3 separate regions of the Homo sapiens genome follow, and regions 2 and 3 are each linked to region 1. A link is a loop called in an ENCODE intact Hi-C map of the cell type or tissue named here. Cell type or tissue: mammary epithelial cell. All regions are shown on one strand. Each heading gives the region's core, and the rest is flanking DNA. Links, peaks and the distances in the headings are about the cores only.

Region 1 (9,748 bases), core at 4,603-7,102:
CACCAGACAATTGCACCACCCACTGCTTTGCCCGTTACCACAGAGGAGCCATCCCTTCCCTGGAGAAGCACGGTCTCTCCACCTAATTTTGGATCCCACCCTCATTTATTCAGGAGCCTCACACTGTGGATGACATCTTTTTGTTCTAGAATATTCAGCCCATCGCTCCTGGTTGTATCTTTCCCATCATGCTCCCATCTGTCCCGTAGTGATGGTATGAAGGAATGATTCTTAGATCCACCATATGCCTACATCTCTTTTTCTATCCCATTTTTCTTCCTTTCACAGAAAATTTCTAAGTTCTTACACTAAATTCTCTCTAAATTTAGAAATTTCTAAATTTCTAATATGCTTATGCTAAATTCTCTCTTTTCTCTTTTCAAATTTGCTTATCCAGTGAGCTACTTATGTTTTCCCTTTCAGCATTTTAAGCTAGTTATTTTTAAATCCAGATGTCCTTGATTTATGGTGGCCCTTTTTGTGTTATAAACTTTCTGCTATGTTTTCTACTCTTTTTCTTCCTTCTCCTCCTCCTCCTATTTTTTTTTCTTTTTGGTATTAAACATACTAATTTTAAAGTTCTCTTTAGATTGCTTTATCATTTCCATTTCCTTGGGAGTGAATTCTCTCATTTGCTGACTTTCTCTTTTATGACATTTTCCCCTCAGTGTGGTTTTACAATTTAGTTTTCAGGATCATCTCTCTCAACGTCACCTTTCCATGACTAGTTGTTTAGTGATTGTTTTTCCATTTCCCCCGGGGCCCCCAGTTCAGAACCCACATTTCAAGTGCACTTGTCTCAGTCCATAGGTCTCTGATCTAGGTAGATCTCTTCCCTCACACCCAACGTGCAACAGTGACACTGAGTGAGGAAGACTGCAATAAACACGTCCATTCAAAAAGAGGACGATGATGGACAACAGCAGCCACGGGTTCATAGCATTTCCGAAATCTTTCCAGGCTCAGGTGTTTGCCCCTTCAGTGAGGGCCCAGTCCTGCTCCTTGGGAATGAGTCTCCAAGGCTCGTGGCTCTCCTGTCTGGGCTCCTGGCTCTGCCTTTTCTATAAGAAGTGGACTGCGGTTGCAGCTGTGTAGCTTTCTAGGTCTGCATCCTGACCAGACATTTGGGGGACTCCAAAGCCCTCTTTTCATTTTGACAACCTCTGTCTTCTTCAGTTAAGTATATTAATTCCTTTAAAAACTACATGAATTTTTATGTATCAATTTATAATTCATTCCATTACACAAAAGCCATATTCACAAATCTTCTCAAGATAAATCCTTCTCTACCCTTAGACCTTCTGTGAGGCTACCACAGGGACAATGCCCTTGAAGGTCTTTAAAGCTAGACTGTTGTGTAGCTGAGAGGATCTATCAGACATGCCCTGAAATAAGCAGCGGGAATTTCGCTTAATGGAGAGTGTATGGGATACAGTACCCTGAACCTTTCTGATATCTTATTGAGGGCTCTTACTACCATGCCCTGAATTCTGTGAAGCTCTAGTTTACTGGAAGTGACCTTAATTTGATCTTAGCTCTGAGGTCATCCCTTCATTCACAAGCATTTTTCTCATTGGAAAAAATATTCTTGACTTGTCATTTCATCCACACTCTACTCAAAAACTAAATAGATGGTCTTCAGTTTATCTCTCTCCTTCCACATTTTATTACAAGCAGCAAGAAGAAGGCAGGTAGTGCTATGAATATTCTGCCTAGCAGTGTCCTCATTGAGATCATGGTTAGCTGTACTCCCATGTCCTGTGTCACTACAACACACAGTGTCGTCGAGTTTCTGTCTCTGTATAGCAAGAGTTTCTTACCTCCAGCCTCCAATAGCACTTTTCTTGCTTCCATTCAAGCCCTTCCAACCACCACATTGAGGACATTCAGTGAGGACATTCAGTGACTGGCTGCTGGGCTCAAAATCAATGTTGCAGGTTTTAGGTATGATTTTGCCAGCATTCCACTTCTAGGTACCACATTCTGTTCTAGTTCCCCATGAATATGTAACAATTCATTTCAATATTTAGTGACACAGACAAACAACTATTTATTATGGCTGCAGATTCTGTAGGCCAGCATGGCTGGAGGGACTAGGCTGAGTGCTTCTCAGTGGGAGTTGCTTTGGAGGCTGCAGTCAGATGCAGGCTGGGCTGCAGTCATTTAAAACTCTGGTGGGCTGGATATTCAAGGGGCTCATTCACAGCTGAGTTCGTGCTGTCTGCTGTCTGGGAGCTGAGGTTGTCTGTCCCACAGAGTGCGTGCACTGTGGGTGGCTCCATCTTGCTTGGGAGACTCAAAACACCATGGCCGAGTTCTAAAAAAGAGTAACCTCAGTGGAAGCATCTGGGAGCAGGTGAACCTGGAGACCAAGGCAAGAGCTGCAGCCTTTTCTCGCCTAGCCTTGGAAGGCGTGTCATCTTACCTCTCCCACATATTTTTGGTTATAGTGAGACCTTAGTACTAGCTTCAAATCAAAGGGAGAGTAGATCACAACTCTCGATATAATTTGTGGTCATCTTTAATTCATCATGCCTACTTATCTATACAGCTCAGCTCCGTGGTGCTTTTCTCAGGAAAGGTTTCTCTGACCTCCTCTAGCAGGTGAAATCTGCCATGATTTTCCCCGTGCTATAAATTACTCCACTGGGTAACTGAGGTGCACAGGTAGAATTTTACATTTATTTGTGTGACTGGGTGATAGTGTCAGTTTCCCCACCAAATTCTAATTTCTTGGAGGTTACACCCTTTACTTTCCCCGCAGCAGTTGTGATCTCAGCTCCTAGAACTGTTTTCAGTAAATATTAAACATTTGATAAACACTTGCTGAAGAATTAATGTATATGTTTGAAAGTTCTTGAAAAAAGTTCTAAGAGGTTGTTTGTGATGTTTCATCTTGCCCCCACCTTCTGTTCCACTATACTTGATCAATGTCCCTCTACCAGTTTCTCTCTTCTCAGTTCGCACATTCATTTCCATCACTGTCCATGTCATTGTCATCTTTATTCTTCTGGTGCCCAGTACGGTGCCTGAAACTTTCAATAAACAATGAATGAATAATGGGAAAAGGGACTGTATTATATTATATCTTTTCATTTATTTATTTTTTTGATGGAGTCTCGCTCTGTTGCCCAGGCTGGAGTGCAGTGGTGCGATCTTGGCTCACTGCAACCTCCGCCTCCCGAGTTCAAGTGATTTTCCTGCCTCTGCCTCCTGAGTAGCTGGGATTACAGGCATGTGCCACCACGCCTGGCTAATTTTTGTATTTTTAATAGAGACAGGGTTTCACCATGTTGGTCAGGCTGGTCTCGAACTCCTGACCTCATGATCCCTCGCCTCAGCCTCCCAAAGTGTTGGGATTACAGGCGTGAGCCACTGCGCCCAGCAGATACTATATCTTCTTACACCATTTAATCTGTAGAGCCTTCCCTAAAGAATAACGCTCTTTCTTTGCACAATTTTTGGGCTGTGGTAGAGAAAGGAGCTTCTCTATTTGCCTTTGGGTAAGCGAAAATCTTAATCTGTCCTTCCCTTGCGTTGCAGTGTTGCTATCCATAGTGCTATGAAACAACAAAACAAAACAAAACAAACCCCCTAAGCCAGGGCGCCTTGGATGGTTCACTTGGCATGGTCATCTTGCATTCCATCTGCCCAGAAACATGCTGTTTTTTAAAAAAATCTCTATTCCTAATATTAAAAACCCCAGGCTATAGGATGAAGTTTTCATCTGCTCTCCCCACACTGTTCTAGGAAACTGCCTTTTCGTGCAATAATAATATTAGCTACTACTAATGGGAGTTGCACTGTTAGGATGACTAGGGAATGCCTTATCCCCTTCATCTGTTAGCGGGGCGGGAGTTGCTATTAAAAATGCCATATTTATTTATTATTCCTGATATTTAAAACCTGATATAATCTTTAGGATCTACTTAAGTCGCTGAATTTGGATCCCATGTGGAGGTCCTGTTAATAAAAAACGAGTGTTTCCATTTCCTTACTCTCTATCTCATTCAGTCCAACACTGGCTACTCTTCTTATACCTTAATTTTATATACATAATATTATTTATAAATGTGTAAGATATATTAATAGAATATATATTCTTCTAACAGCCCTAGTTATAATATATATACATATACACATACGTATGTATATGTACATATACACCATATATATGTATACATGTGTGCATTTTATGTGTATTTTATATACACACACACAAACAGCAGAATTCCTCTTGCTTTTCTCCACTCCTCACATTTATGCAGTCTCCCTTGCTAGATTATTGTAAGTTATAATTGAAACATTTCATATTAAAGGAAAGGGCTAAATATATTTAACTTATGCATATAATGTTGTGTAAACAAAATGTGTACCAATAAGCAAGAAGGACTGGATAATATTTGCTGACCATGGTAAAATAGCTGACCCTTTGCAACGCAAATCCTCTTTATTTACTAACGGCAAGGTAAGGAAATGGTTCACGCTGAGGCTAAGCAGAAGAGAGGGGCGAATCAGGACAAAGCTGGTTTTCCCTGGCAGTGAAGGGTGCGCTTTGGCGTCAAGCTCTGCCTCCTTTTTTTGTATTTACACATTTAAAAGCATATGCCTTTCATTTCTATTATTAGGGTGTCAACAGCTATACGTAGAGCCTTTTTCATGTTTTTTTTTTTTTGTGGTGCTTACAATTCATGGTAAAGTATTTGTTTCCTGAAGAAATGAATGCCAAAACCCCCGAGTTACACAGATCACATATGACATAGCTGTGATATGGGAACAGTTAATACCCAGCTTATTTCAGTACATTCTCTCAAGAGCCCGGCTTTCTGTTTTGATTGGAATGCATGCACTAACGTGTGAACACAGCCTCATCTTTCCCAGTCACCTTTCCAGGTATTCACGAGGCCCAGATGAGACCAAATTCTGTGTGCCCACAAACATGTACCAAACAAGCCAAAATATCTGTGGAAAATATGACATCTGGTCAAATTGGTTATAAAAATATTGTTTGTAAATCTTCCTCCTCTCCCCTCCTCTCTCCCCTCTCCCATCTCTCGTCTCTTTTTGAGATGGAGTCTTGCTCTGTCTCTCAGGCTTGAGTGTAATGGTGCAATCTCTGCTCACTGCAACCTCCCCCTCCCGGGTTCAAGCGATTCTCCTGCCTCAGCCTCCAGAGTAGCTGTGATTACCGGTGCTCACCACGACGCCTGGCTAATTTTTGTATTTTAGTAGAGATGGGGTTTCACCGTGTTGGCCAGGCCGGTCTCGAACTCCTGACCTCAAGTGATCCGCCCGCCGCGGCCGCGGCCTCCCAAAGTGCTGGGATTACAGGCGTGAGCCACCGCGCCCGGTCAAAGATACTGTTTGTAAATCTAAACCCCATGTATTTCTTTATGTTTATTTCCAACTCATGTGGCTTACACATATGTCTGGTAGTGTACATGTAGTTTAAAAGAAGCACTCACTAAAAAGAAAGTAAAAATATGTGTAGAAAAATGAGACACGTTTATAACAGTAACTTTTTTCCTAGTGAAAATAATGCGCATTAGTCAAATTTTGAATTTGGAAAAAAATCCCAAAAACGAATCAATTTATTAGATTTTTCACAATATTAGATTAAAAATAAGTTAAAACACTGCACTGTTGAAAAGCGGCATTTGCCCAGGCGTTTCCTCTTTACAGACGAGTCAGTGTCTTTGCCGTTTGGAACCTTGTCTTCACTATGGGATGGCACTTGATCGAGGCGGCCCCGCAGCCTGTTCCGCGGTGCTGGCGTCTCCCTCTCCCTGGCGAGGCTGCCCCGAACCCCTCTGCACCCTCCCTCCAGGTACCGCCCCTGGGAGGTCCGGTGGGGACCACGGCCCGCGACGGCCGCCGCACAGCCACCTCCCGGCGCGTGCAGTGCGGGCCCGGAGCCAACAGGTGGCACAAACGCATTTGACTTGGGCATCGATCGCCGCGCCCGCCCGGGGCCGCACCTCCGCCGCCAGCGTCCCTCCAGCCCGGCCCCGATGCCGCGCAGGCGCAGTGCTCTTCTCTCCGCGGGCCGGGCCGGGTCAGGGTCAGGATCTGACCCGAGTCTGGGTCAAGCCATGGCGGGCGGCAGGCAGCGGACGGCGGCGCCCAGGCAGTGCGCCCTCTGCTGGCCACTCGTGTACACGCTGGCTCCAGCCAGTGCTGCACTCCTGGCAGACAGGGGCCGGGCAGGGGCCGGGCAGGGCTGGGCTGGGCTGGGCTGGGCTGGGCTGGGCTGGGCAGGGCAGGGCTGGGCTGGGCTGGGCAGGGGCTTGAGCAGGGTTGGGCAGGGGCTGGACAGGGGTTTGGGCTGGGCAGGGCAGGGCTGGGCAGGGGCTTGGCAAGGCTAGGCTGAGCTGGACAGGGGTTTGGCAGGGGTTGGGCAGGGCGGGGCCTGGGCAGAGCTGAGCAGGGCTGGGCAGGAGCCAAAGAGGGGCTGGACAGAGGTTTGGGCTGGGGGGATGGAGGGGGGCTGGTCCCCTGCTGGTCCCCAGGATGAATGAGAATCCAGAGTAGAAAGGCTGCATTATTATTACCATTATTATTTGAGGAGTATCAAGTGCTTCATTTAAACACCTTCCCCAGTCCCTTCCCACAGTGCAGGGAGCTTAGGAACACGCAGCTCGGGAGCTGGCACCTGCCTCCCCACCCCCTTCCTTCTGGAAGGCTCCTGTCTGAGCCAGCGCCAGCAGGAGGGGCCCGAGCTGGGAAGGGAGGCCTGTCACTCGGAGGTTCCAACTCACTGGAGAGGAGCCTCGCCTCAACTTGTTTTTAATGTGTCAAATCGCAAAGTCACTTCCCAGCAATAAGGTGTGAAGGGGTTACAGCCTCCCGAGGGCCCTCCAGGAGGCTGTGGCACAGGCCTTTGTTTTCTGCCTGGCAGAGTGATGGGCCTGCTTCCACCCGGCATGCCTCAGCCCACAATTTGTCACTTAGGAAGCCTCTCTTGTGAAGTTTACACCTGCCTTGATCGCTGTTAGTGGTGCCCTGCCTTAGGGGGCACCTTATAGCTTCCGAGGTCCCTCCCTGGCCCATCCCCACAAGCCTGGGTTTGTGAGACGGGCTTTCCCTGCAGCCCTTTCCAAAGCCCCGTATGTCTTGTACCCATTTCCCCAAGCCCACACCCAGAAAGGGGATATTGGGGGGCCCCACGGTGTTCTGACAAAACAGGACCTCAATTCGGACCTGGTTAACTTTCTGGCTGTTATAGTCAGAACAGATTTGTCTCTAGGAGAACTCGGCACCCTCCATTCTGCTCGTAGGCAGCAAGCCTTGCCGTAGCCCCATGGAGAGGCGCCGAGTAGAGCAGATGGCCTTTACCGGGGCCTGTTCTGTACTGCGTGCTAAGCTACACACAGTCCTTCGTACATCACAATATGGCTCTATTGTTGTTTACATTTTACAGATCAGGGAATTGAGGCTTAAGGTGACTAGCTTTCCTGTAGCTGAGCGAAGCCATCAGGCTAGGTATGCTTACCCTAGAGCCTCGGCGTGTGGGCAGATTCTACTTGCCCCTTGGAGAAGGGGGGCTCGATGGGCTCTGCCGTAACAGAGGGGAGGGGTCAGCCCTTGTGGCCTCAAGTTAGGATACATGGGGCTCAGGTCTCTTCAATCCTGTTCTTTTGCCAGAAATGAACCCCCATTATCTCCAATGGACTCCCAGAGCTGCTCCTGTTTTATCTCCGACACCCATCTCCTTCTTGCCCAAGTCTGAAGGAGGCTCAGCATCTGGGAAGGCACTCAGGACGGGGCAGGGGTCTCAAGGCAGGGGACGCAGACATAGTCATTTTAGTGTGAAAGAGCTATTCTGAGCATCGATTAAATAAACCACCAGAAACTAAAACAGGATTCTAGATCTCATCTGCACTAACATTGTAAGTGCTTTATATGTTTTCACCCAAAATGACTGAATTTGGAAAGAATGGATTAAATGGGATTGAAAGAGGGCAAAAGATAAAGGATTTCAAATTTCATCTTTGCATCTAAATTTCAGGCTATTTAAGGACAAGGTCCAAACCGTCATAGTAGCTAAGGGAATATCTGTTGAACAATGAATGCGCCTGATTTTGTCTGGCAGAGTGAATTTATGAGGTTGACATTTTAAGAAGTCAAAATTTTAGCTCATTTCAAACAGTGGAGCATAGCTAAAGCCTTGTTCCTTCTGGTAGCAGTCCCTCCAGATTGAAGTCTGACTTTGAGGTAGTATTGACCTTTTATAAGTCCCTGTGAAATGCAAGGTCTGATGCTTTGGGAAAGCACACAGTCAAATATTTTTTTCTCTTTAATTGATACCACTTAAAAATTCATGCAAGGGCTGGAACATTAATTGCCAATTATTTTCATAGAAATTTTTAAGAAAAACGTGAAAACCAAATAGAAGGGATATAAACAGTCAAAGCAAGAAAGGAAATTTGGAACACCCGGTACGGTTTAGGAACGTGTGGAGCCTCAGGGTGAGTCAAGATGCACAAATTAATAAAATAAAAAAATGAAAACACCAGTTTTCACGCACCAAATCGGCACGTCCACTTTTGTGGTGGCGCTTAGTGTTGGTGACGGTGCAGCGGCACAGCCCGTCCGTGGGTGGCTGGTGGAGGTGTCGGTCAGCTCTGCGTCCGTGGAAAGCAATTTGGCCACGCTTATCATGAACACTCTCTTCCGTTGCTTTGACCCAATAATTCCCCGTCTAGAAAAAGAAAAGTATCACAAGGAAACCAGAAAGTCACATTTATGTAACTGTCATCACAGTATAATTTACAATAAGGGAAAAGCTGGGAACAACCCACTTTTGTAAGAGCAGAGGTGCTAAACTAAATATAGTGACCCAGGCTATAAGTCGGCAGCGTTTCAGAGACGTAGACGGAGCCGAGCACTGCGGTGCTAAGTGAGAAAGGCAAGATGAAAAGCTACAAAAACGGAACACTTGTGAATTTACGAAAATCGTATATTAATATATATTATATACAAAATATTTTATGTGTATTCAACATATATTTAAATAGACATTATATGTGTCTATCCTGGAAGGAAAATCAGATGAGATGGTAGTAGCAATCCCTTGGTGAGGAGGTTTAATGGGTAATTTTAAAAGGTGTATTATTTTATATGTTCCAAATTTCTAAAGATATCTTCTTCTTTCATAATTTCAGAAAATAATAAAGGTCTTTCCCCAAGAAGCAATTTGCCCACCTACTGTACTTGTGTCCTGACAATATTATCACGAGACTGTTTTAAGGCTGCAGTTCATTAAGCATTCTAGACAACGCACGCCCTCGTCTTCACCCAGACAGGCAGCTCCCGGGATCACTCTGCACCCAGAGGGCTCCCGAGCCATGGTGGCCTTTCCCAGGACGCGCTCAGAGCCAGGATGTAAAGGTCCCTGCCAGCTGATTGTGCCAACTGTGCCTCTTTAAGTGCAGGAGCCCCTGAAAATCAGCCGAATCAATCACAGAGTTACAGCCTGAGGTTAACACTTTGGCACGGCCAGATTTCAAAAGGGGATCATGAAAATCATGGCTGGGGGACTGGCCGCAGCTGGGTTGCTTGTGCTGAAACGTTGGCCAAGAGGTCACCTTCAGAGGTAGGAAGACAGGCAAATGTTCTCAGCTGATTCAACGGAGCAGCCCAGTTTCAAAGTATGTCAGAGTTCATAGATCTGCTTGCTGGGTGTTCTGCTGCCTATGTGTGTAAATATAGGCAGTGCAGTGAGACTTCTAAGCCCTGAAACAGAAAA
Region 2 (9,748 bases), core at 4,485-6,984, 1.6 Mb after region 1:
TGTCTGCCGGTCCAAATCATCCATTTTCCTTGGTCTGACTGCAAGGTCGGTGCTTAAACTTCGGACGGCTGGTGAATTGTGCGGCGGGCGCGGGGCCCTGGGAGGCAGCCCCCTCCTGGGTCGCTGCCCGCGGGATAAAGCAATTTCCAAGCACCCGCGATATCTCCCCGCTCCCCGCAGGAGAAGCGGGGAGTAAACGCCCCTCAAGTGTGCACAAGCAAAGAGCGGGTTTCCCTGTAACTTTTCTTGTAGTTTTGAAAGAAAGCGGCCCGGCTGCCTTTCAGGTCTCTTACTATCGAAAAAGATCAGCCCCCATTTTGTTCAGGCGGCGGGGAGGCCGGGACGCGATGAGAGATTTACAAGGTGTCCTTTCAAAAAGAATTCCCAGTGGAGACGAGGCTGAAACGTCTTCTTTACAATTACAACCAAAATAATTAGAAAAGCGCAAAGTACATTTTGGAACGATTGGGCAAAAACGAAATCTAGCCGCAGAAATGTTTTCTCTGCGGCCTCAGTCACCAAACTAATTAGTCCAAGAAATCTTCTGGTCTTTACAACTTTCTCAGAGTCCGGAACTCCCTTTGCTAACATTGCAACTAGACCATTTTTTCAGAGGATGAATATTTTTTACAGAAATTGCGAATGCAGTTGTGTGCCATTTGGGAACCCTGCCTGTGTTTGCGGGGGAGGGAGAGAGCTTCAGTGTGAGGACCTGCACCCTTTGTGGAGAGCTGGGGAAGGGAGATGTTTGCTGTTCTGAGTTGTTTTTCCCACCTAGAGGGATAATATGTAAAAATTATTCCCACCCAAAAGGTGTGTGTTTCTCCAGCTCTCCCACTGGTTCTGAGAGAGTAAACTCAAACCCAAACCCTGATTCTAGGCCTAGGTTTCCAAGCCATTATAATTGGGTGTTTGGAAGTCAAAAGATAAAATTGTATTTGAATGTCTGTCTGCGCAATTTATGGTAATAATGAGGCCTAATGAGGTTGTTAGAAAGATAAAATGTTATTTACCAAAAAACCTGATGGGATAATTTGACTTGCTGTGTTTTACTACTGATTATAAAAAGAATATCGATTGCAAATAAATCAGCGCCTCTAAATGCCTGCAAACAGCTAGTGTTTGCTCCCTCCAGATCAAAGTCAAACTTAAGAGATGAAGTAACTGAGAAGAGGCCTAGGATACTGAACCGGTTCCCCTCCTGGCCGCCGGTGGCTCCCAGCCCTTGCGTTAATATTTTACAGGCTAAGCCTTCCTTTTGTATTAAAAAAAAAAATGGTGTTTTTGTTATTGTTGTCGATGATGGCCGGGATTAAAATTTTAAATTACCTGTCACCTCTAAAGACCTTTTAATGTGGGTAAACCATTATATGCAGATTAATTTGGAAGGCAAAGGACTGTGCTTTCGTTTTAAATTGCTGGCGGATTTAGACCGGTAGAAAACCCGGGATGGTTTATTTTGATTGAGCCCCCTCTGGGTGGCAGAGAGGAGGCTTGGGCTCTGGGCCCTTTACGTTTGGAGAAATGGCTTTATCAGCTCAGTTGAAAGGTTTTTCCCTCTAGCTAGTGAAAGATAAACTTGGAAATGCAGGTTTCTCCAGCGGTTGGTGGTGGGGACAGGGGTCGCCTAGGGAACTTGCAGGGGCCGCGGCCTCTGTTGTGCTCTTCTGGAGAGTGCACTGTTTGTGGAACTTTTCTAGAGTGGCAAAAACGATCTCCACTGTCGGTGAAAGGGCAGTTCCTGAAGTCAGCTCATGGTCCTGGCTCCCCTTCTCCCCAGCAGTGAACTGGGGGTGACTTCCTGATCTGCCCAGCACAGGAGAGCCCCGCAAAGCGCCTGGGAGGCCCTCGAGTCCATTGAAGCGGCTGCTTCCCACTCTCCCGTCTTGGGGACTCATGTCTCTCTCTCTCTCTCCCTTTCTCTCTCCACTTCCCTCCTCTCTCTCCTCGATGGATCTGCCCTGTGGCTTCAGGGCTCGCAGTATGAACTGAAGGACAACCCTGGGGTGCACCCCGCCACCTTCGCAGCCCACACGGCGCCGGCTTATTACCCCTACGGCCAGTTCCAATACGGGGACCCCGGGCGGCCCAAGAACGCCACCCGCGAGAGCACCAGCACGCTCAAGGCCTGGCTCAACGAGCACCGCAAGAATCCCTACCCCACCAAGGGCGAGAAGATCATGCTGGCCATCATCACCAAGATGACCCTCACGCAGGTCTCCACCTGGTTCGCCAACGCGCGCCGGCGCCTCAAGAAGGAGAACAAGGTGACATGGGGAGCGCGCAGCAAGGACCAGGAAGATGGAGCGCTCTTCGGCAGCGACACCGAGGGCGACCCGGAGAAGGCCGAGGACGACGAGGAGATCGACCTGGAAAGCATCGACATTGACAAGATCGACGAGCACGATGGCGACCAGAGCAACGAGGATGACGAGGACAAGGCCGAGGCTCCGCACGCGCCCGCAGCCCCTTCTGCTCTTGCCCGGGACCAAGGCTCGCCGCTGGCAGCAGCCGACGTTCTCAAGCCCCAGGACTCGCCCTTGGGCCTGGCAAAGGAGGCCCCAGAGCCGGGCAGCACGCGCCTGCTGAGCCCCGGCGCTGCAGCGGGCGGCCTGCAGGGTGCGCCGCACGGCAAGCCCAAGATCTGGTCGCTGGCGGAGACAGCCACGAGCCCCGACGGTGCGCCCAAGGCTTCGCCACCACCACCCGCGGGCCACCCCGGCGCGCACGGGCCCTCCGCCGGGGCGCCGCTGCAACACCCCGCCTTCCTGCCTAGCCACGGACTGTACACCTGCCACATCGGCAAGTTCTCCAACTGGACCAACAGCGCATTCCTCGCACAGGGCTCCCTGCTCAACATGCGCTCCTTCCTGGGCGTTGGCGCTCCCCACGCCGCGCCCCATGGCCCTCACCTTCCTGCACCTCCACCACCGCAGCCGCCGGTCGCTATTGCCCCGGGGGCACTCAATGGAGACAAGGCCTCGGTCCGCAGCAGCCCCACGCTCCCAGGTACAGCTCCAGGCCGCGTCCACCTGTCCCCTAGCTGGGAATGCAGAGGCCTGGCTAGGTGTGGTAGCGTGGGGTGCAGCATGAGCCGGGAGGGTACCAGGCAGTGGCCGCTGAGCCCTGGGGCTGCGCTTAATCCCTGCTTCAATTTAGAAAGCCAGACAAGGCCCTAGGGCTCTCCCAAGAGAGCTTTGCCCTACCGGCGGGCCTGCTACGGGGTGGTGGTGGGGTGAGGGGTGACGTTTTTCGGCGAATCTGCCTGGGCAGCCGGCAGAAGTTGGTGGGAAGGAGGCCTGGGACCTCTCCCGCCCGTCTCTCCGTCCTAACTCTGCCTCTTCCGATCTCTCGCAGAGAGAGACCTCGTCCCCAGGCCAGATTCGCCGGCACAGCAGTTAAAGTCGCCCTTCCAGCCGGTACGCGACAAGTGAGTGCTGTTTGCTTTTGCTATGGGAGAAGGCGGTGGGGAGGGGGGAGGAGGAGTGGTCGGGACCCGGGCGGAGCTGGCTGGGTGGCGGTGGGGGTCGCGCAGTCCTAGTTGAAGGAGCGCTCCCCGCCAGCCCTGGGCGCCGGGCGAGCCGAGGAGACTGGAGTTTCTCCCCAGCCGGGAGCCGCGCTGGCTGTCGACCCCGCCCCCAGGGCTCCGCTACTGGAACCGGCGTCGCCCGGCGCTGCGTCCCCCACTCACAGTGCCCCTGTCTTCTTGTCTCGCTGTGTTTCCCATGCAGCTCTCTGGCCCCGCAGGAGGGAACGCCGCGGATCCTAGCAGCCCTCCCGTCCGCCTGATTAAGGGTCTTCTTTTACTTTTGCGGGGGGGAGGGGGGAGGAGTTGGGGAGGGAGGGAATGTGGGAGGAATTAAGACAAATATTTCAGACTGGTGTAAAGGACAAATATGACAACGACGTCAAGGACTCGCATCCGTCGCTTTCTGCAGAAAGGGGCTTCTTCGGTCCCGAGCTCGCGTCCAGGTGGCCAGGCCTCTGCCGGCGGCTCCAGTGGCTGCGATTATCGGGTTCGGTAAATGCCCCCACGTGCTTGTGTCTCTTTCCCCCCTTTTCTGTATATAGAGTGGTTTCAGATTGTAAATAGCGCGTCAGCGAACTTGTCTAAATCATATATTTTTGTCTAATAAACTAAATGAAATGACACCCCCTCCCCGCTCCTGCTGCTGTGTGCCTGTCCAGCGTGTGTGTGAGTGTGTGTTTGTGTGTGAATGTGTGTGTGTGAGTGTCTGTGTGGCAGAAACAGAGACAGAGAGAGAGAAGTGGGGGATACAGGGATCCTGGAACCCTGGGTGGGACCCAAGGGTCTGTGGCTGGGGGAGATGGGCTTCTCAATGGGGGCCTTTAGAGACTGTTGCCACCCAAGACGCAGGTGCTTTAAACATCTCTTCGTTGTTTGTGGTTGTTGTTGAATTTTTAAATATTGTCACTGTGGCAGTTTCTTGCTGGCAGTTCAATTGCTTTCACGAACATTTTTCTGAGACATAATTTTCTCAGGACATAAATAAGTTCAATTTGAGGCAGTTTTACAAAACGATTTTATAACGTCGGTAAAAACAGAGGAAAAAGAATTTTTATTGCGACCCCAGAGGAGAACTTCGGATTAGAAACCAGTTTACAACTAGTTGTCTCAACGGCGCATCGTGGCGCCTGGTCGTTTTCTGAGTTGAGTGTGAAAATAATGGAGTATCGCTTTGCATGTATTTTTAGTGATTCGGTTAAATCAAACACGGGAAGAAATTGGAAGGCTCTTTAAAACTCCACAGATGGGCCAGCCGGGATGCGGTGCGGGGCTTCTCTGCGGTGTGAGGTGTGAACGAGGGGCTGAGGCTGTGGTGGGAAGCGAGAAAGAGGAGGTGGCTTTGGTCTCCCAGGGAAGCCCCTTTACACTTGGGCTCCACGGACTGCGTCCTTTGCCCTCAGGCGCGCGCACCGCGGGAGTCCAGAGCAAATTGCCCTTAGATGGCCGCGGCCGGGCAGCGGGGAGGCAGCTGGGAGCAGCGATGTTGGGAAACACTCGCAGCGGGGCTGGCCTCGGGCGCGCGCGAGTGGGGAAAGGCCTAGGAGCCTGGACATCGCTGCGGATCCGGGACATCAGCATCAGTGGGTTCGGAGCGGGACGCGCGCCACGCGCCGCAGCAGGCACCTTCAGGAGGCTTTGCGGACCCGGCGCGGGGCCTTCAGGGCGCAGGCGACTCAGCGTTGAATGCGTGAAAACTGAGCCAGCAAACATTTCCAAAACTGCCAGCGAGGATGTGGGCTGCCGGGAAAAACGGTCTAGTGGGGACAGGGCCGAGTCCCGAAGTCAGAGCCGAGTCCCGAGGTCAGAGCGGCCGTCCTCCGCTCGCACCCCCAGCCTGTGACCCGCCCTTCCCGGCTTGCTCGAGACCCACTGGCGCCAGTGCTGCGCGTGGGGACTCCGTGCATGGCCGAAGCGAGGGGGAAAGTCGGGGCGCTGGTGTCTTTTCAGAGGTTCCAGGAAAGAGGGAGGCTCGCGTTAGGACTAGGAGGTGCCAGTCCACGGCTCCTACCCGCTCCCGACGCCCGCATCCTTCTACAGCCCTCCACCCCGTTCCTGGTCCCTGTAGAGGGGAAGGTCCTCTCCCTGCCCCGAGGCGGGAGGAAAAGCGGCGAAGAGGAGGCTCGAAGGGCGCCGCGTAGGGCAAGTGGGCCGAGGACACCGGGGGCGCGTCGGGGAGCGGGGAGTGGGCGGGGTGGGATGAGGCAGGGAGGAGCCGGGCCGGAGCGGAGTGGAGTGGACCGCGGGCGGACGGACTCGGGCCGGGCCCCGGGGAGCAGCTCCGCAGTCGGAATGGACGTGCTCCAGGCGCCCTCTATGGTCCGAAAGCGGAATGCGGCCTTGAGCAGCGCCCATCTCGCTCCTGGGGTGTGGGGGCAACTCTGGGGGCGCTGGGCCTTGGGGCTCCGTGGGCACGAGCCTGCATTTGTAGTGATGGGAACCAATTTGTGTTCCAAGGCTGCACCCACTGGTTCTTTTTGTGTGTTTTGGGGGAGTGCCGGGCCTGCAGGTTAGGCTACTGGCATTTGGAGGGAGTGGGCACTGGGCTCTACGTGGGGTGCTCTTACTGTCCAGTGCCTTCCTTGCTAAATCAGAGAGGTGTTTCTCATCTGCCCTCGGCCCTAGTCCTTCATGGATCATCAGAGCCCTGGGCTCATCATTCCAGAGGTTCTGCAATGGGGCCCTAGAGCCTACTTTGACTGCTGGGCCCAAATGGATCTTGTGTCCTTAGCCAAATCGTGTCTCTAGAGAGACTTGACCAGCTACGCCCTTCGCCTCTGGTGAGGAATTGTGTTCCCAGCCACAGAGACATGCTGCTCCAGCAACCAGTGTGCTGGGAGATGCCTTCTGGGTGACGCTGGAAACAGCAGGTTGGATTCAGGTGGGCCAGGTAGAGTTCTCTGCCCCTGGGCAAGCTCAGCTCTTTATTTCCCTGAATCAAATTGGATGGTCTGTGCTGGCGCCTGCTGCTTTGCACACCCCTATTTCCACCCTTTCCTGATTTTTTTGTCAATGCAAGACATTTGGGAACCCCCCCCACCCCCACAAGAACTGCTGCTGAGGTGGCTCGGCCAGCACGTGCTCATCCTTGGGAGTCCTGGCTACTGAGCTGCGTGGCCTAGAGTCATGAAAGGTCTGTGCACCTTCCTGAGAGCTAGGTTTTCCATACAAGGAAATCAGATCGCCAGCCTCAGAATTATTTTTCTCCAGTGAAAAGCTAAAATGAATTTGTGATGGAGCACTGAAGGCATTTTTGTCCTTTGGGCACTATTTGTTTACATCTTTCTGGCCACGGGAGCCATCTAGGTGTGCAGGCTCCCATGGGAACACCCCACGTGCCTGGTGCTTCAGCTCCTGAAAAATCTGGAGTGGACATAGAAAATCCACAAATATCCTTTGCTTCTAAAAACAAAGCCCTGTTAGTTCTGGAGGAGCTTTCTGCCTGAGGAAAGGGGCTTCCCTACCTCAGCAGTGCCCAGGATGGTTTCAGAGGTGGCAGCTGCTCTGTGGCCAGCAGGGAGGAGACAGTCCCTGAACAGACTAAGGGGAGATTGTCCACAGGACCAATTTCCAGACATTTCTTGTCATCAGAAATGGGTTTCCTATAGAAAAGTTCCCTTTTCTGGTTATACTGGGCTTTTTCTGGAGGGGTGTGTGTGTGTGGGGGGGGGAACAAGACACAAATCTGGTCCCGGGCTCCCGCGTTCTGTGTTACAGCCCTGGCAGCCCCAGCCCAAAGGTTGAGCTGGAGTCTCTGAAATCTCCCTGCTCCCACCATCCTGCCCACCGCCCTCTGATCAATTTCATTCACCAGCACATTTATCTCGCCTGCAATATGGGGAATTCATATTCATATCTTGGTTTTAGTGGTCTGACACTGATTAATGTAATACGCGCCTCGGCTCCAAGGGGTGCGCCACCGATGAATCATGCCCTATAAAGTTTCAGTCGTCCTTGTAGATGGGACTCTGCCAGAGAGCAAGGAAGCTGGAGTGAGGGAGGGAGGCAGAAAGGAGAGAGGACACGGTGGGTCACAGCACCCAGGGGTACCTGGGACAGGCACTGGCCTTTGGCTTTTCAACATGGAGGATTCAGGCAGGCCCTGTCCTCTCTGCTTTTGAATCTCTTGCCTGAGAGGGGAATCCTAATTCCACCCTCCCCTGCCCAACCCAACCATGATGCCAGTGGGTCGCTGGTGCCTCCTCTCACAGAGGCAAGGTCTAGGGTGGGGTTGGGGATTCCAAGTGGAGATGGGGTTTGTGGACTTCGACTTGGGAAGAGTGGACCACTGAATGCACTTCTCAAAATGACAGGGCCCTGTTTGTTGGTGGGGACTGCAAGTTGGAGGTCAAAAAAAAAGGGAAGGTAGCAGAGCCTGGGGAGGGTCGCCTGCAAGGCTGGGGGAGCATTGGCCCCACGGAGGAGCGGAGCTTCGTGGTGCCCTTGTGGAAAGAACTTGCAAGGCCAGAGGAACCTCCAGTGGTCAGTGGCCACTGCCTCTGCAACGCGGGCCACACCACAGGACCCAGCACTGCCATAGGAGTCAGCCAGGCTCTGAGCCCTCCAGAAAGGAAAGGGAGGCTTTGGGGAGCCACACACTGAGCGTGCTCCCAATGCCTGGTGACTTCTCTGTCCCCACAGAGGGCCCTGCCATCTCACTGGCCCCGAAGTCAGCATGTGGCACCAGGTGGGGAGGGAATGTGGGGTGGCCCTGGGGCCGTAAGTCCAAGTTGGGGGCCGGGAGACAGGGCAAACAGTGGAGGGGGCGCATTCTGGGGGAATTAAGAAGCCCACCCACCTTTAGGTGTCCCTTGAGCCAGCGAGCGTGGGGAATGCGTAGATGTGTGGAAGGAGAGCTCCCCACTCAGGGCACCCAGCCGCCTCTCCCACCCGGAGACTTTTTCTGTGACTTGGCCGCCGACCCTGGCGCATGGACAACCCCAGAGCAATAGGAGCGGCTCCAGGGAGAGGCCATGCTTTCCAGGTCTTCTCCGGCACTCCCCACAAAGCCAGCGACTCCAATTATGACTCCTGAGCTGAGAGGCCTGCCAAGGTCATCCCACGGGGGCTGCTGGCCGCCTTTTGTACCCGGTGACTGGCGGCTGGACGCGGATCCCCTTCCCTCGCCCCAGAATGACGTCTGAAAATGGACCTCTTAGGGCGAGCGCGGACGGGGCCAGATGCCAAGGCGGTCCCGGCCCGGTGACTTCAGCACTGCGAGCCCTGGGCCTGGGGGCCCCGAGTATTTTGAGGGGCCCAGGAAAATGGTTTAATTTTTTTCGTATAAAAATACCCGGTAATTTTTGGGTCGAAGAAAATGTGTTAATGTCTATCAATATATTCATCTTCATACCAATGGAGTGGTAAAACAAAATTTTTAATAAGTTTCTCACGAAGAAGGAGTCTGCCTTAGGCCCACGGAAGTCACCACGTGGCCTGGGACTGAGGAGGCTTCAGGAGCGACCTAAAATGTTAGGATTGCTCTAAATGAGGAGGCAGAGAAAGGGCGGCCTTGAACCCGGGAGGGAGCAAGGGATGGAGCTGCGCCCTGGGTGGCAAGACATGGCAAGCCAGGCAGCTGGGACCTAGAGAAGGCTCGGCCGCGCCGCAGGATCCCAGGCTGTGGGCCTGAATGGTGACCACGCGGAGTCGGAGTCAGCTCGCGTCCGCGCCGTCCCAGCTCCCCGCCTGAACCCGGCGCCCCTCCGCGAGGAAAGGCCGGCCCTGGCCCTTTCTGGGCAGTGAGGGGGGTCAGGCCGACCCGGGGAAGAGGCCGAGCAGTCAGCGCCCCTCCTTCCCCTCGGGCGGGGCATAAGTGGCCGCCCTCTCCGCGGCTGCTGTTGGGCTTCTGAAGACGCAGCGGGTGTCTCTGATCCCCTAATCCATTTATCCAGAGTCCCGAGCGCAATGGCTGGTGCGGGGACACAACGGCAGGAGGTGGCGGGGGTGGAGGGAGACCGGGCACTCAGCTAGCGCCACCCTCCTCCCGCCCCACCCGAGACGCTGAGCCACGACCCACCCTCCACGGGTCCCACGCCCTCAGGCAGAACGCAATGGTGGGAATGACGCCAAGGTCGGTGAAATCTTCCAAATTGAAGGGCTTTTATTTTAAATTCCGATTCCCCTTTGAAACAGCCCTTTCGATGAGGGAAGAAGCCAGCTCGGTTTCTGCGTGCGTGTTTATGATCTACCTGTGAGCGCGGCGCTCTGGAAGGTCACCCA
Region 3 (9,748 bases), core at 4,396-6,895, 62 kb before region 1:
AACCTACAACATGGGAGAAAATTTTTGCAACCTACTCATCTGACAAAGGGCTAATATCCAGAATCTACAATGAACTCAAACAAATTTACAAGAAAAAAACAAACAACCCCATCAAAAAGTGGGCGAAGGACATGAACAGACACTTCTCAAAAGAAGACATTTATGCAGCCAAAAAACACATGAAGAAATGCTCATCATCACTGGCCATCAGAGAAATGCAAATCAAAACCACTATGAGATATCATCTCACACCATTTAGAATGGCAATCATTAAAAAGTCAGGAAACAACAGGTGCTGGAGAGGATGCGGAGAAATAGGAACACTTTTACACTGTTGGTGGGACTGTAAACTAGTTCAACCATTGTGGAAGTCAGTGTGGCGATTCCTCAGGGATCTAGAACTAGAAATACCATTTGACCCAGCCATCCCATTACTGGGTATATACCCAAATGAGTATAAATCATGCTGCTATAAAGACACATGCACACGTATGTTTATTGCGGCACTATTCACAATAGCAAAGACTTGGAACCAACCCAAATGTCCAACAATGATAGACTGGATTAAGAAAATGTGGCACATATACACCATGGAATACTATGCAGCCATAAAAAATGATGAGTTCATATCCTTTGTAGGGACATGGATGAAATTGGAAACCATCATTCTCAGTAAACTATCGCAAGAACAAAAAACCAAACACCGCATATTCTCACTCATAGGTGGGAATTGAACAATGAGATCACATGGACACAGGAAGGGGAATATCACACTCTGGGGACTGTGGTGGGGTCGGGGGAGGGGGGAGGGATAGCATTGGGAGATATACCTAATGCTAGATGACACATTAGTGGGTGCAGCGCACCAGCATGGCACATGTATACATATGTAACTAACCTGCACAATGTGCACATGTACCCTAAAACTTAGAGTATAATAAAAAAAAAAAAAAAAAAAAAAAAAAAAAAAATAAAGAAAATTGTGGGTTTTTTCCCCTATAAAAGCAAAACAATCCGGCAACTGCACCATGGATGAAGCATTTAGGCAAATGATGTGATTTGGATACCAAAGGGAATCTGAGGCCCGGCGCAGTGGCTTATGCCTGTAATCCCAGCACTTTGGAAGGTCAAGGCAGGCAGATCACTTGAGGTCAGCAGTTTGAGACCAGCCTGGCCAACATGGTGAAACCTTGTCTACTAAAAATACAAAAATTAGTCTGGTATGGTGGCATGCATCTGTAATCCCAGCTACTCAAGAGGCTGAGGCAGGAGAATCGCTTGAACCCAGGAGGTGGAGGTTGCAGTAAACCGAGATCGCACCACTGCACTCCAGCCTGGGTGACAGAGCAAAACTCCATCTCAAAAAATAAAACAAAACACAAAGGGAATCTGAAACCCCAATCTAATAAGGTTACATTATCTATAAGCTGAAACACTCAATGGAACAACATTTTGGAAGAGTTTTCTATTTTCGTGGTTCATGAAATCATTGTATCTACCATGAAATATTATACATCACAATATGACTAAAACTGAAGGGGGTTCAGATGACCACGAGGCAACTCAGGACCCTCTAGACAGCAATGGCATGGTGGGGGGACTTGCCAGGCTTCTCTGCCAGCCTTGCTGTCTGGGTCTACCTGCTCGGGGGCTCCGGGGGCCATGCTGACCACAGGGCGGCCTGGAAGCGGTGCTGATGCTAGCGGAGGAAGAAGAGGGTGTGCGATGGAGCTGGAGCTTGCGGGGAGCTGGAGCTTGCGGGGAGCTGGAGCTTGCGGGGAGCTGGAGCTTGTGGAGAGCTGGAGCTTGCGGGGAGCTGGAGCTTGCGGGGAGCTGGAGCTTGCGGGGAGCTGGAGCTTGCGGGGAGCTGGAGCTTGTGGAGAACTGGAGCTTGCGGGGAGCTGGAGCTTGTGGGGAGCTGGAGCTTGGGGGAGCTGGAACTTGCAGGGAGCTGGAGCTTGTGGAGAATGGGAGCTTGCGGGGAGCTGGAGCTTGAGGAGAACTGGAGCTTGCGGGGAGCTGGAGCTTGTGGGGAACTGGAGCTTGCGGGGAGCTGGAGCTTGCGGGGAGCTGGAGCTTGCAGGGAGCTGGAGCTTGCGGGGAACTGGAGCTTGTGGGGAGCTGGAGCTTGTGGTGCCGACCCAGGACCAGTTATGGACTGGGGGAACCCAGAGGACAAAAGAAGGACTCCTCATTCAAAAGTCGTTAAGAGTTTGAAGACGGCAATGACAGAGTATTAAACTAGGTGGGAGCCCCTTCTGTGCCTGGGGCCTCGTGTGACTGCAAAGCCCACGGGTCCTTGAAGGCAACCCTGGTCTTATGGCACAGACTGTGGGGACAGCTCCTAGGTTCTCCCCTTGGCCAAGCATGACATTGCCTTCAAGGGGCCAGGGAGAAGGGCAGTGATGATTGTTGACAGCTCAGGAAGGAGGGGCAGTGGCTAAACTATGTGGATCATATGTGCCCACCAAGGGGTCAGCCTTGAAAATTCTCTCTAGGCTTTATGACCATTGAGGGAGGAAATTGTTCTTGTTGTCAGAGAGGGTAAAATATATCCTGGGGGACAAAGATTTTTGTGTTTTTACTTTTTGTTCTCTGCTTCATTCCTTCCTTCTCCCTTCCTTCTTCTCTTCTTCCTTTCTCTTGCCCTCCCTCCCTCCTTCCTCCTTCCTTCCTGTCCTTCCTTTTCTGTCTTTCCTTCCATCCTCGTGCCTTTATTTTATTATTATTATTATTTTTAGCACAGTTAGCCAGCTGTGTGTAGGGGCATTAAAGGTCAGCCCCGTTAGTCCCATTGAAAGAACAAAATACCAAGGATACATTTATACCCTCTATCTGTTGCTGGACAGCTGATTGAATATTTTTCCCCCTCAAAACCATATTTCTTCAGGTGTGTTGATGGTTCTGTTTTTGTATTAAATAGAGCCAACCTCTTCCTACTTCTGTGTTCTTGCTCTAAGCTGGCTAGGGACGAGGTTACCAGCGACCCAATTCAATCAGCAGCTGCTGGCTTTAAGCGGGTCCAGGAGTTCACTGTGTGAATGCAGCCATTAGCTGGCTTTAGACTTGGAGAGATAATCGATATTTTTCTGGGCCGTCTTGGTCTCGCCTCTTTGGCGGAAGAAAGCAGCACCCACACAGTGTGTAACATCTGATCCCGGTCCAGCTCCCGCGGGCTGGGCTCTGCCCGTTGTGAGTGGCCGACAGCTCCGCCAGCGCCTGTTTCCATCTGCCGAGCCATCCTTTCTTCTGAATGTGAACTGTTTTCTTGGTTTCTTTCTGGCATCAGAAAGCAACAATGAGTGATTATCTGATGCAGCATCCCTGGGGCCCCAGGTGCTGGTGACTCATTCAAGTCTCCCTGCAAACCAATTCATTAAACCTGCTTCATCTGGGACGTGCTGAGAGTGGAGGTATATTTCAAAAGCGGTTTGGCAGCAACGCTGCAATTAAACAAGGAGGGAAGGAGAGCAGAGGCGGAGGAGGAAGGCGCGATTTAGTTGTGACTTGAACACCGTCTACACCAGCCAAAGAAGGCTGGTCCACACTGGCTTTCAGCTGAGGGGAGGGGCAGTGCCCAGATCATGTAATTTTTGAAATTATGTTTGTAATTAACTTCACGATATCTCCAGGGAATTCTGGAAAGACAGCAAGAAAAAACACTGCAGTATCTGTCCTATCAGATACTACAAAGCACCTAATGAGGTATCCTTAGGACATTAGAAAAAACACTCACTCAAAAAAGGTAGAATTCTTCCTTTGTATTCTTGGGGTGTTGGTTAGGGTGGCCGGGTTCTTCGTTAAGTTCATCGTTAAGCAAGCAGGGTCTTGCTGCCTGTGAGATGATTCACGGAGTTTTAGTTTTTACTCTTCAGGCACGGTCTGGCTTTCCTCCTAATAGTCTTTTACCAAGCAACCTCTTCAGGAACTTTTAAGTTCATGCAGATTTTTAGGAAAGTTAAATCTAAAATATTTTGTGATAACAATTTGAAGGTCAGAAAACATGGCTATCTCCCTACTTATCAGTTGTTTTAGTGAGCCTTGCCCCTTTGAATTATGTTCTAATATTTTAATACAATCTCCATAAAAACAATAAATTTACAAGAGAAGCAGAGTCCCAAGTCAAGCGCCCTCGACCACATTCAGAACTTTCCTGTCTCAGAGCTTGGCTATTTGCATCGCTGGATATAATCACGGGGCAAATTGTGCAAGAATGAGCAATGGAAGACGTCTGGCGATTGAGCGATTTCTCAGCCCCTGGATGTAGTGAGCAGAGTTGGAATAGATGGATGAGACCTGACATATCCAAGTAAAAGCAGCCAATGAAGCAGCTTAATGGGCTCCCCGGGGCGTCCTGGGAGTACACGCCACCTTCACCCATTAACGATTAGCTCCGCTCCAGACGTCTCAGCTGCCATGCAGCCCCACGCAAAGAAGCTCAGGAGACCAGCACCTGCCTTCTGACAGCTTACAGTCCAGTGGGCTTCAGTGAAAGGGGTGGGATCCAATCATCCCCATGAACTTGGGACCTGAAACTTCTTTGCTGGAAGCTTCTTTCTCAAAGAGCGCCAGGAAACCACGGTTTCAGGTACACACAGTCAGCATGCGCTGTAGCAATGTGCTTTGCAGCTGGAACTCCTATCAAGCATCCTAGGCAAGGCATGCACCCCAGCGCCAGAGAGAATCAGGAAGGGGAAGGTGCCCTGAACCTCAGACAAGAACCCCTTCCAGAAACCACCACCAAAGCCATCACTGTGTTTCCACCCTCAGACCTGTGTCTCTTTAGCTTCTTGGTAGAGGAAGAAGAGGAGCTGGGTGGGCAGGGCTCAGCAGCTTCTAAGTTTTTGCCATGTTTATGGACAAGTGGGCCAGTTCAGATTTGGATTAGATCACCTAAGAGAAGGCGTGGAAATTTGAAAGAGTTTTACAACAGGAAACTGGCAGAGAATGTCGTTGCTCTCTAATGCCGTGTTTCTCCTTTTCCTGGGCACACAGCCAAATTACAGCCCAAGGTCTCCTTGCACCTGTGAGTTCTGCCCAAGCCTGTGTTGGTGGGCGAGATGGAAGCTACCTCCAGCTTAAATAATCTGTTCTTTTTACTGTTCTAGTCCATGGTAGATTTGGATGCCATGCGTTAAAGATGGCAGTGCCACAGACCCAGGGGCCCCAAATGACTGCGTGGAGCCGAGACCCTCACCTCTTCCAACACAATGCTCTGGGAATGGGGAGAGAAGTAAAGTTTTGCATGTTAAATCATGAACGTTTTGTGTCTGTTTGTTCTAGCAGTTCACCTACTCTCACCAGTACAAAGGATATGCAAGCATGGGGAAAAGTTGTCTTATTTAAAGTGCACTTAATACTTTATTAGCAAAGACTAAATAAATACATTGAGCAAGTCTATCAGGTTATCAATCAGACAGTAAAACAGTGGAGGATCAAGATTGAAGGTTAAGTCGTCATAGAAAGAACATGCTTGCTGTGATAACATCTCCTTTTCTAGGTTCTTGAATGCAAGTTAATTTTCCCAAGGTCTCATTTTCACTCTGTGCCTCAAGACTTCACTCCTGGCCCATAGGTGGCTGTTGATTTTTTTTTCTTTGACAGCAGGGGGTGCTCTGGGAATATGCTCTTCAAACTAACTTCTGCCTCTAGTTATGGTTCTTTAAGAACCCAAAAGAAAGAAAAAGAATAATAACAATTTGTCAGTTCATAAATAAATGTCTTCTAACTTTGGAAACGCAGATTAGCACAGGCCCAGGGCCTGAAAGAAATTAAAGTGGTACTAAAATAAATTAGACAGTCGAAATGCAACCAGTAAAGAATAAAAGAAACGTGTGTCGTTCACGGAACCCACCATGTACTTCAAGCTGAGAGATCAACCACTATCCCCAAGATAAGCTTGAGAAGCACTGGCGGTCATTGAGTAGGGTGGTGACTTGTCTTTCTCCTCCGCTCCTGGCTGGGTGATAGAGTGAGGAGGAGATTGGGTGAATCGTGTCAGGATCCAGCACTACCCAATTCTTACCACTGCAATGGCCACGTTTCAAACAAGGGCTTGGTGGAGGGAGATTATGAGTGGTGGAGGTAAAATTGGTGTTGAAGACACATCTAAGAGCTGGATCGATTCCCTTGGATTTGTTTTCTGATTTCTGGTTTTCATTTGCAAAGTAGAGATGATCCCTCCTGGCCCCCATCTCAACAGGCTGCTCTGGGTCCTGTGAGAACACGTCTCATGCTTGGTATTTAAATCCCTAGCTTTTCTCAAGTGGCTGGGAATGGAATTTTATCCTAGAGATGTCCTGACCATTGGTTTGCCAACGCCCTACTAATTCACGTGTTCTCAGTTCCCTCAATGGCCTTCACATTTATTTTTTGGTGATTCCTCCAATTCTCTTTCCCTGATCTCCAAAAAACTAAATAGTACAAAAAGGGGGCTCCTTGTGCTCTGCCACTGATTGATCATACCGGTTGCCACCTGTTTATTGGTCCATGCACCCCACTGGTTGACAGTAGCATCTTGAGCTTTATTATACTGACCGTAGCAGTACTTGCTGAGTGAGTGAGTGAATGGCTGGCTACCCACTCCTCCCCTGGAATCTGTGAGTGCCATAAGCTGCATTGTTGCTGTTTCTCTCACTCATTTCAGATTGCATCTCAGTGCGCTTCAAGCTCGCCCCCAAGAACACTGGGCACCTTGGGGTGGGGGCCTATTCATTTCCCTTTGGATCCTCAGTGCCTGAGATACTACTTGGAGATTGACTAACATTTGTTGGGTGAATGAGTAAATGAATAAAGCAATGAGTTATCTGTTCAGCATTTAAGGATTGGGATTGATAAGACTGGAGTCTAGACTGCTTTCTAAAACAATCTTTCTAAGATACTCAGTGAATGTTTCTTGGCTCCTGAGATGACCTATGTCTTCTTAGGGCCTCATTTGCTAGAAAGGTTCTTAAATTGGCGCACCATTGTGGAGCATCAGAGTTAGTCCTGTTGTGGACTCATCTTTTGGAGGGACATTTGGGGAAGTCAAGTGATACATGTTTTAACACCTAAATTATCTAAATCTAGCACAGGATTTTTTTCTCACAGTTAATGACATATTGACAATTAAAAAAAATTCTGCTTTTTAAGAGTTTAGACAACTGTTTACCAGAGACCTAAGACCACGGCATCATTTTCTCCGTCATTACTTCAATGTAATAAAAGCAGTATATGAAAAATCCACAGCTAACATCACACTCAGTGTTGGAAGCCTGAAAACATAACTCCTAAGGTCAGGAGAAAGATGAGTGTTTATTCTCACCACTTCTATTCAACATTGTACTAGAGTTCTTGCCAGGGCAATTAGGCAAGAAAAAGAAATAAAAGGCATCCAGATTGGAAAGGAGGAAACGAAACTTTCTCTACTCACAGATCGCATAATCTTGCATGTAGAAACCCCTAAAGAAATCTGTGAAAACCTATTAGAACTAATAAATGAGTTCAGAAAGGTTGCATGATCAACATACCTAAATCAGTTTTATTTCTATACTATTAGCAATGAACAATCCAGAAAGGAAATTATAAAAACAATTCTGTTTACAGTAACATCAAAAATAAAGTGCTCAGTAATAAATTCAGCGTAGGAGATGCAAGGCTTATACACTCAAAACTATAAAATATTGTTGAAAGAAAGTAAAACAGACTTCAATAAGTGGAAGGACATCCTATATTCATGGATTGGAGACTTAATGTTGTAAAGATGACAATATTCCCCAAAGTGACCAATTGATCACTATTAAAATTTCAATGGGCTTTTTTTTTTCCAGAAATGGAAAAACTAACTCCAAAATGTGTATGGAATTGCAAGGAACCATGAATAACTAAAACAATGTATAAAAAGAGAACAAAATTGGAGGGCTAACACTTCCCAATTTCAAAGCTTACTACACAGCTACAGTAATTAAAACAGTATGGTACTGACACAAGATAGACATACAGAGCAAGGAAATAGAATTGAGATTCTAGAAATAAACTCATACATGTATGACCAATTGATTTTTGACAATGGTGCTAAGACCATTCATTGGGGGAAAACAGACTTTTTAATAAATAGTGCTGGGGCAAAGCCTGATGTAGGCTCATAATAATAATAATAATGATAATAAAGTACTGAACAACTGGATATCCATATGCAAAACAACAATTGTGTATCCCTATCTCACACCAAATAAGAAGTCAACTTAAAATAGAACAAAGACTTAAATATAAGTGCTAAAAATATGAAACTGTTATAGGAAAACATAGGTGTATTTTTGTGACCTTGGATCAGACTATGGTTTCTTAAATGTAACACTGAAAGCATAGTCAAAACCACAAAACAATGGATAATTTGGACTTCACCAAAATAAAAAGCTTTTGTGAATCAAAGGACACTACTAAGAAGGTGAAAACATAACCTATCAAATGAGAGAAAATATTTGTAAATAATATGTATTAGTCCGTTCTCACACTGCTAATAATGACATACCTGAGACTGGGTAATTTATAAAGGAAAGAGGTTCAATGGACTCATAGTTCCACATGACTCGGGAGGCCTCACAGTCATGGTGGAAGATGAAGGAAGAGCAAAGAGGTCTTACACAGCAACCAGGAAGAGACAGCATGTGCAGGGGAACTCCCATTCATAAAACCATCATATCTCTTGAGACTTATTCACTGCCATGAGAACAGTATGGGGGAAACCGCCCCCATGATTAAATTACCCCCACCCAGGGTGGGGACACAGCCAAACCATATTATATATAAAATAAGGGTTTAGTATCCAGAATATACACAAAACAAAACTCAACAACAAAAAGACCAAAAACCCAATTTAAAAGTGGGCAAAGAACTTTCATAGGTAGTTCTCCAAAGGAGGTATACAAATGGCTAACAAGCACTCAATGTCATTAGTCGTTAGGGAAATGCAAATCAAAACCACGATGAGATACCACTTCAAACTCAACGGAATGGATATACTAATAGTAAGGAAATAGGTATTTGTATTGGAGCCCTCATATGGTGTTTTAGCTGGGACTATAAGTTGTGGGAGCCCTTTGGAGCACGGTCGAGCTGCTCCTCCAAAAGTTAAACATGGAATCATCATTTGATCTAATGACCCGACTCCTAGGTGTCTGCTCAGAGGAACTGAGAACTTATGTTCAAACAAAAACTTGTACAAGAATGTTCACCACAGCACAACTTATAGTAGCCCAAAGTAGGAAGAACCCAAATATCCATCAGCGGGTAAATAAATGGATGCACAAACTTATCTATGCATGCAATGGAATATTGTTCAGCCACAAAGAAAAAGGAAGCACTGACAATGCCACCGCACCATGAATGTTGAAAACATGATGCATGATTCTATTCATAGAAATGTCCAGAAAAGGCAAATCCATAGAATCAGAAAGCAGATTAGTGGGTGCCAAAGCTTGGAGGTAGGGGAAGTGAGGAGCAACTGCTTAATGGATTCGGGATGACTTTTGGAGGTGATGTAAATGTTCTGGAATTTGTGGTGTTTGTTGCATGACATTGTGAATGTATAAAAGCCACTAAATTGAGTACTTTGAAAAGAATAAAATAATTTCACTTCAATAAAAAAGGAAGGAAAAAGGCTGTGATGGTTAATATTGAGTGTCAACTTGATTGGATTGAAAGATGCCAAGTATTGTTCCTGGGTGTGTCTGTGAGGATGTTGACGAAGAAGATTAACGTTTGAGTCAGT

What was found. A loop is a pair of places that touch in the nucleus more often than their neighbours do. Peaks named below come from ENCODE experiments on the same cell type or tissue, not always from the same donor. Only the 100,000 strongest peaks of a DNase experiment are listed, where the experiment ranks them.
Region 2: a loop joins it to region 1, with 5 times the contacts of the local background. A loop is called at or near these places in 2 of 110 quality-filtered maps.
Region 3: a loop joins it to region 1, with 4 times the contacts of the local background. A loop is called at or near these places in 4 of 110 quality-filtered maps.

The regions. Positions count from the first base shown.
Region 1 is chr5:2,032,675-2,042,422 of GRCh38, forward strand. The region is part of intron 2 of LOC105374618 (a long non-coding RNA gene); the gene reads left to right. Among named protein-coding and RNA genes, the nearest start is that of CTD-2194D22.4, 150 kb to the left of the region's middle. RefSeq lists a silencer at 5,791-6,260. In mammary epithelial cell, for the core only: CTCF peaks have their summits at 6,128 (motif pointing left) and 6,696; no DNase peak of the experiment used is centred there; H3K4me3 peaks cover 715 bases.
Region 2 is chr5:3,597,252-3,606,999 of GRCh38, forward strand. It overlaps IRX1 (iroquois homeobox 1), which reads left to right. Exons shown (of 4, transcript NM_024337.4): 2 at 1,974-3,009; 3 at 3,358-3,430; 4 at 3,732-4,152. The coding sequence ends at 3,789. It overlaps LOC107986399 (a long non-coding RNA gene), which reads left to right and starts at 8,309. Exons shown (of 2, transcript XR_001742554.2): 1 at 8,309-9,748. RefSeq lists enhancers at 1,444-2,106, 2,107-2,768, 3,432-4,092. In mammary epithelial cell, for the core only: a CTCF peak has its summit at 5,848; DNase peaks (open chromatin) are centred at 5,010 and 5,690; H3K4me3 peaks cover 1,501 bases; H3K27ac peaks cover 2,385 bases.
Region 3 is chr5:1,970,502-1,980,249 of GRCh38, forward strand. The region is part of intron 2 of LOC105374618 (a long non-coding RNA gene); the gene reads left to right. Among named protein-coding and RNA genes, the nearest start is that of CTD-2194D22.4, 88 kb to the left of the region's middle. RefSeq lists an enhancer at 3,178-3,677. In mammary epithelial cell, for the core only: a CTCF peak has its summit at 5,599 (motif pointing right); a DNase peak (open chromatin) is centred at 4,970; H3K27ac peaks cover 1,260 bases.